2 separate regions of the Mus musculus genome follow, and region 2 is linked to region 1. The links are chromatin contacts, found by Hi-C or POLR2A ChIA-PET in ENCODE. All regions are on one chromosome and are shown on one strand. Each heading gives the region's core, a stretch centred on a gene start or an enhancer-like site at or near the end of the contact. The rest is flanking DNA. Distances are from core to core; before and after follow the strand shown.

Region 1 (3,631 bases), core at 543-3,042:
ACTCATAAAGGCCCAGGCGGAAGATACTCATATATAAGCATGCCAAAAACAAGGGAAGGCTCCCGAAAGCACCCATGGGCCTCAAAAAAGAGCCACAGCTTCTGGAAATAACATGAAGCATGTATTTCTTTAGTCTTTTCATTTCCAAAAATGTATGCTAAAGATGGGTAAAAATTTTAAATTCTGAATTATGTGATTATGAGTAAAATTTAAGGACACACTTGACTAGATCTTTGTAAAAGCCGGCATTTTAGAGAAGTTATCAAATATTGCTTATCAAAATATGGGGCAGGGACAGAGTCTTAAAATTCCTGAATTCTTTGTTCCTTATTTTTTGGTTTTGTTGTTTTCTGACACAAAGTTTTATTCTGGGGACCACGCTTACTACACTTCCCTAGTGCTTGAATGACAGGCAAGTGGCACCACACCTGGCTAAAATACCCAAACGCTCCTGCCACTATCCTCTAGACTCAGTAACAGCTCTTCCCTAAACCGTTCTGGCCACCCTGGAAGCCATCCCTCTTATGAAAGACACTGCCTGACCTTTAAGCATACAAATGGCTTTTAAAGAACTTCATCTGGCCCTGTGACAACTACCACCACCCACTACCTCTTTCATTAAGACATGAAATCCAAACAGAAAGGTTGGGCAAGAAGGTCCGGCGATCTCACAACAACAGCGGACACTCTGGGGACAAGATGTCTGTTTGACTGCAACTGGATCCTGACCATCAACTTTCAATTGCTAGTACCTGTGGCCTGCGTCTGTTGTGTTGTTTACTGTATTTCCTGAAGTTCACTGCAGATTTGGCTGAAATGGACGTGATCCTAGGGCATGTGCTGGGCACCCAATCCATTTAACATAAGAAACAGCACTTGAAAAGTTACTAGTATGGTGGCTGCCGCCTGTCACCCAAGAACTTGGGAAAGTGGAAAGTAGGAGGGATCAGGTCACTCAGCAACACAACGAGTGAGGCCAGCCTGGGCTACATGAGAAGCTCTCTCAAAAAAAAAAAAAAAGAAAGAAAAAGAAAAGAAAAAGCAGTAAAATATGAATTCAAGGTTAACAGCAACAAAAAACTCACTTGAGAAACTTGGGAATTTTCAGACTAAAAAAAAAAAAAAAGATAAATGTCAGGGGCGGAGCAAGCACCCTGCACGAAACTCCGATGACCCCCTGGACCGGCGTGTGGTAGGAGGCGAGCTCCGCAAGCACACCTGCGCGGCCGCACGTCCACCCGCCACGCCCGACCGGTCGCGTCCATCCCCCGGTGTCCCCGCCGCACGTCCCATGCTCCCCCTCCGCTGGCCAGCCTCCGCTTGCCACCCCGAGTTGCGTGCGCCTCCGGCTCCCGACGCCCACCGCGACCCTAAACCTCGGCGCCCAAGGCGCAGGCCGCGAGCCAGCGCCGAGCGCCTGCTCCTAACCGGAGCGCGCCGCTGTCAGTCATACGCACAATCTCGGTCCCAACCAATGAGCTGTCGTCTGCTCCCGCCCACTCCCCCACCACCACCACCAACCCCCCCCCCCCGCCCGCACGGCGGCGGCCGAGCGGCTCCTCCTCCCCCATCCCTCCGCTGAGCCCGGCGGCCCCGTGCTCACTGTTGAGGCCAGCGGGCGGCGGCAGGGGCTGCTCCCCTTCCTCGCAGTTGTTGTTGTTGTTGTGCAAGGGCGGCGGCGGCTCGACTAAGTGAGACATGGTCTGGAGACTGGAAGCGGCACGGCCGCAGGACGACAGTATCCGGCTCTCGAGCAGCAACACAACAAGTCGAGTTCCCCCGCCCCCTTTTCTGCGTCTGCGCAGTCCCTCCCTTCGTGACGTCAGGGCCCTCCCGGACCATGTGATGACAACACAGGCAGCTGGACGGCGGGGTCGGAGCCCAGGATAGGGGGCGTGACCAGGCCGGGCTGGGCGGGGCATTCGCGAGCTGCTCGGGACGTGCGGGTGCGGAAGTCGAGCTGATACGGGCGCCAGGAAAGAATTCCTGCGAGTCAGTCGCAATAGCCGGAAGGGCTGAGCTAGGAAGTTGGCATTGGATTGAGATTAGGGAGGAGTGTGCAGCCCGGAAGCGCGCGGGGCCTGAATGGAACCCCTCCCACGCCTGCAGTATCCACTTAAGAACTCACCCGTGGCTTTAAAGAAGCAGAAAACCCCAGTTCCTCCCCTTAGTGAAACATCCATTTGTGCCTCCCACAGAATACCGTGGGAGGTACCTTGGAGCTAATCACCTTGTTGGAATTTATAACATTTTAATTGCAAAGGTAACATGTAATCACGGTTTAAAAAAAAAATCAATGGCTGGGCGTGGCGCACACTTGTTATTTCAGCTCTTTCTAAGACTGAGGCAGGAGGATTTCGAGTTCCCTGCAGCCTACGCTATCGAGCGACCCATTGCCTTCAAAAACAAATTAAAAGGGAAAAGAAAATACAGATTTACCCAAACCCTGGTTGTTATCTATCTCTGTAAATGCCCTACCTCCTGTACGCTGGTTGCTGACTCTGTTAATGTTCCTAAATACTCCTACGTCGTATCTTTGTCAAGTTTCCTTGACCCGATTTTTGTATAATGTTTTTCTCAATATTGTACTTGCCTTTTAACTTTGCTTTAATTGCAGTTGTTGAATTTTCATGTAATTGTCTTTTTTAAAAATATGGTCTGAGATACCCAAACACGGAAATACTAAATCTAGGACCAGCCAGTGAGATGGTTCTGCCGGTAAAGGCGCTTGCTGAGTAAACCTGCAGACTGAGTTCATTGCCCGGAGCTCCCGGTAGATGGGAAGAAAGCTAACAAAGTTGCCTTCTGACCTCCACCAATGCACCGTGGCATATGCCCTCCCCCTCTAAATCATAAATACAGGCACACACAATAAGTCTTTGTCACTTTGAATTGACATCCAAAAACATGATCTGGAGGGATAGCTTGGGGGGTTAAGCACACTGGCTGCTCTTGCAAAGGACTCAGGTTTGGTTCAAAACACCCACATGACAGCTCGTTCACAGGGCACTCAATGCTGTCTTCCGGCATCTGAGGGCATGAGAAACCCGCATGGTACACAGACATACGTGCAGGCAAACATCCACATGCATTTATAAAACCCCAATTCTCTGGTGAGATGACTCCGGTTAAAGGCTGGGCTGCAGCCCAGAGTTATATACTGAGTTCAATCTCTGGGGCTCACATAGTACAAGGAGAGAACCTACCCCACAAACTGTCCTTGGACCTCCACATGTACACAGTGCCATACACACATAAATAGTGATAAAAATCATCTCTTAGGCCTCCCACATACAGTGTTATATTTATAAAGGCATAATGCAGGTATAAAAACATTCCTCTGGGTCTTCTCATTTTATGTCTAAGTACTTCATGTACCTGAGACTGACTTAACATATAGTGCAAAGTAGGCAAAATAGACCACTCATCTTATTCTCTGACCTCCACAGGCATGCCTCCTCTCAAATACGTAAATAGAAAATTAAAGCAAAAAGACAGATTTTTCAAAAGATCCAACTAGGAATGAAAAGAAACACGCCTCATATTGAGAATGTACTCTTTGGAGCATACTCTGTAAGAATCTTATATCCAGACTAGAAACACTGGGAGCAGGCAAACAAACTGGGTCACA
Region 2 (3,626 bases), core at 274-2,773, 42 kb after region 1:
TTGTTTCCATTACACTTCTCAAAGGAAGTTATGTTTCAAATAACTCTGTGAATGTGTTCTTACTAAATAAGGGATGAGAAGAGTCAGAACTGTCCAGCAGCAGAAGAATGCATTCTGAAGGCAGCCCTGCCAGAAACATGGATGGATGGACGGACGGATGGATGGACGGATGGACCAACATACAGAAGAGTAGTAACAAGCTTGTAAAAACAAACCCAGCAGGAGAAAAACAAGAAAAACTATAGTCCATCTGCACATCTCTGAGTGAACTACAATTGAGCAGAATGTTGTATGAGCAGCTAAATGGATCTGGCAGGAGTTTACAGAAAGCACTCAAAGTCATATGGCATTTCAAGGTGATTTCCTTCTGGGGCAGGTAAAGAAAACCAGGGTTGCAGGCTAAGCGCCTTGAGGCTTTCCTATCCTTGGCAGCTGAGCAGGAACCACATGAAGAGATGACTGGGTTGGGGGCTGCTGGTGAGGTGGGATGTTTTTCCAGAAGCCAAGCAGACAGTGTTTTGGAAAAGCAGTAGCCATAAACTGCATTTAAAAGAACTTAAAAATATATGAGCAATGGGGGCTGAAATTTAATTTTAGGCTTGATGACATGGAGATTTTCTGTGTAACTCCACTGGACTAATGTCTTCAAAATAAAAACAATTGTTTCCGATGGCCTTATTTCTGGGGGCTGTCAGGTGAAAGGATGCTCCAGAGGGAAACTATGTAAGTGCCAACTACAGACTCACTCCCATGGCTGCTGTCAGACATCATTTTTCCTGGATGCTGACCTGAGATACCAGTTCTCTGCCACATGGATTCCAGAAAAGTTCACAATCATGGTAGCTGGTCATGAAAATGAAAGAAAATGAAAGGGAACAGCACAGACCTTTGGGTAGCCTCATCTGTAAGTGTATGTCATCACTTCTGTCATGCTTGTACTAGTCAGTTGTTAGGTGTGTCATTCAAGGGAGAAACTTATACAAAGAGCAGAGCAGCAGAGGGCAGTGTCCATTGGAGCCATGTTAGAGGGTGCCCACTATAGTTCCTTGGTCAGCACAGAAAAACAGTTAAGAACTTCATGGCCACGAGGTAACTTGACTACAAGCTAAAGAGAGAAGCCTAGAGCAGTTTCATCTTTGAGCTTCAACAGCCCTAGCTGCCTCCCTGCCTCACCCAACTCCTGTGTGCACAGGCCTGTGTATCTGTTGCTGTTATTTAAGAGGACCTAACACAGGGCCTTGCAGGACCTCACAGGACCTATGAGGCAGACACTCTACCATTTAGTTACTACAGTCCCAGATCTCAAGCTACTGGATTTTTAATCCCTGCTTCAAAATACAAAATACTCATTAATCTAACCACCTATAGACCACTATCATTTCCACCTAGGCCAATCAATACCGGTCCCTTCTCCTACTCTTCAGGGGGCTCTCAACCCTGTAAACAAACACTAAAGCAGTCAACAATGTCATCTTTCCCAGCTACTACTGTGTACCTGCCAAGTGCGTCTCACGGCTTAGTTGGGGCACTCCTCCAGGGTTTCCAAGGATACTGAACTCTCCCTATTATGCTGTTGGACACTTCAGAGTGTTTAACACGTGGGTTTAGATCATCATTCACTACCACAAGTCAATAGTGCTAAGGTACTTTGCACATTCTTTCAAAGCCTGTTTTGATAAAAAGTGATAGGAAATCTGTATTAGTTTTCCTACCTAGTCTAATTCTACTCTTGAACAAAACAATGTTGTTTTCACCCACATCAGTAATTCCCAGGATATTTTCTTCTATGGTAATTTTACTAACTGCTGAATTCTAAATGTCACCAAACTCAATTCAAAACACAAGTTTAGGCCAGGTGTGGTAGCAGACATATATAACCGTAGTATCAGTGGTCTAAGGGAGGAGAATTACAAGTCACAAGCAGCCTAGAACATATAAACTGTCACAAAAACTCCACAAAGCAATTTAAACTCAGCTTATTATTATTTTCTGAGACAGAGTTTTACTATTTGGCCCTGGCTGGCCCGGTACTCACTATTTTAATCATACAACCAACAGTAGCCTTGAACTTTGCAGAAATCCTACTGTCTCTACCTCTTAGGTGCTAAGTTTTATTGCTGTTTTTTAATTAAAAAAAAAAATGTGAGCCAGAGCTACAGAGAAACTGTGTGTGTGTGTTTGTGTGTGTGTGTGTGTGTTGCTTACATGTAGGTTTGTATACCACACACATGCAGTTACTTTTAGAGGCCAGAAAGGAGCATCAGTGTTCTTAACCACTGAGCCGTACACTAGCCCCTGTAGCTGAATTCTAACATTTTGAATTACAAAACTCAATAAGCTCAATCACTCTTCAACAATATATCTACAGTCAGAAAGGAGGCAGAGACACAGCTGCTCAGCAGGGTGCATAAATCATCCACTGCTGAACAGAGGTCTATGCTCAATGATAGGCATACCTCGTACTGTGCAATGTGAAAATACTTAATGACAGACAAATCTTAAATTACCAAATGTATTCTAGCTCACAAAACATTTAATTAGGGTTAAATAACTAAAAGGCTTCCCTACATACAGGATACATTTTACCTCCAGCCCCACCTTCCTAAAGATAGGCATTCTATTTTCTGAGAATAGAGATTAAGAATCCCTGGTGAGGGCCAGGTGTAGTAGAACACGCCTTTAACCCCAGCCCTCTGGGAGGCAGAAGCAGACAGATCTCTGAGTTGAGGCCACCCTAGTCTTTTAGAGAAAGTTCCAGAATACCCAGGACTACACAGTGAAACCCTGTCTCAAAAACAAACAAACAAAACCTAATATGTATTTTGCTATAAGATTGCTATCTCACATAAAAAACCTACAAGCAAATACAGGCTACTTTACTGGCTTCCCATCACCAAAGATGCAGATTCTATATTTACAGTCTAACAAAAGATAGCACAGGGACACTTGAGGCATTTCTAGGGAAGAAAACACAGACTAAGAAGGTAAAGGGAGACCCCTGCGGAGCTGGATCTCACTGAAGTATCAGAATAAACTGCTATGTAAGCTTTGTGAAGGGCACTTCAATTTACTTGGAAAAGAAGGTAGAGGATCGGAGAATAAATTCCTATGCAGCTGTGCTGCTGGCTGCCTGAGTTCTGTAAACTTGACTGAAACCTAGAGCTATTTGGGAAAAGGGAACATGACTCTTGTCATCTATGAAGTTTACTCTTGACAACCGCACACAACACAGATCTCAGTCTGTAGTGAGGCCCCATTCTTTAGCTATGAGCCCTGAGTGCTGTAGACTGGACATAGCTGGCTAGCTTCAGGGTTAGTGTGGGGCACAGCCTGACCTGGCTTGTTAACTTCTCCCTGTGTTCTGGAAGACACTGCTTTTGTTGTTGCTGCTTATGATGCAGTTGAAGGGCTGAAGATCTTGGTGCTATCCTTGCTGCGTTTCTCCCTTTCTCAGTGGTATGCTTTTGTTATGCTCTGTAACTGAGATGGTGGTGCAAGGTGAACCTTCTCAAACTGTAACTTCCTCTCTTTTCTTGTCTCTAACATTTGTGCTTTCTGGAGATCCTCTAACATGGTTATTGGGACTCTGGACTGATCTGATTCCCCCTTGTCTCCCTTTTTTGTTC

Evidence for each region. Hi-C counts contacts between places; a loop is a spot of excess contacts on that map. ChIA-PET counts read pairs that join two places held with the same protein, here RNA polymerase II (POLR2A).
Region 2: POLR2A ChIA-PET joins it to region 1 with 10 read pairs in embryonic stem cell. The contact joins the enhancer-like site here to the promoter of Bnip3l in region 1. A Hi-C loop is called at or near these places in 2 of 37 maps with a recorded cell type or tissue (left cerebral cortex and regulatory T cell). POLR2A ChIA-PET finds 5 or more read pairs at or near these places in 4 of 5 experiments (Patski and embryonic stem cell).

What each region holds. Positions count from the first base shown.
Region 1 is chr14:67,007,085-67,010,715 of GRCm38, forward strand. It overlaps Bnip3l (BCL2/adenovirus E1B interacting protein 3-like), which reads right to left and starts at 1,793. Exons shown (of 6, transcript NM_009761.3): 1 at 1,604-1,793. The coding sequence starts at 1,700.
Region 2 is chr14:67,049,681-67,053,306 of GRCm38, forward strand. The region is part of intron 2 of Ppp2r2a (protein phosphatase 2, regulatory subunit B, alpha); the gene reads right to left. Among named protein-coding and RNA genes, the nearest start is that of Ppp2r2a, 21 kb to the right of the region's middle. Within about 2 kb of position 1,524, at least 1 of the 3 ENCODE cell types and tissues checked has a DNase peak (open chromatin) inside an H3K27ac peak, as active enhancers do.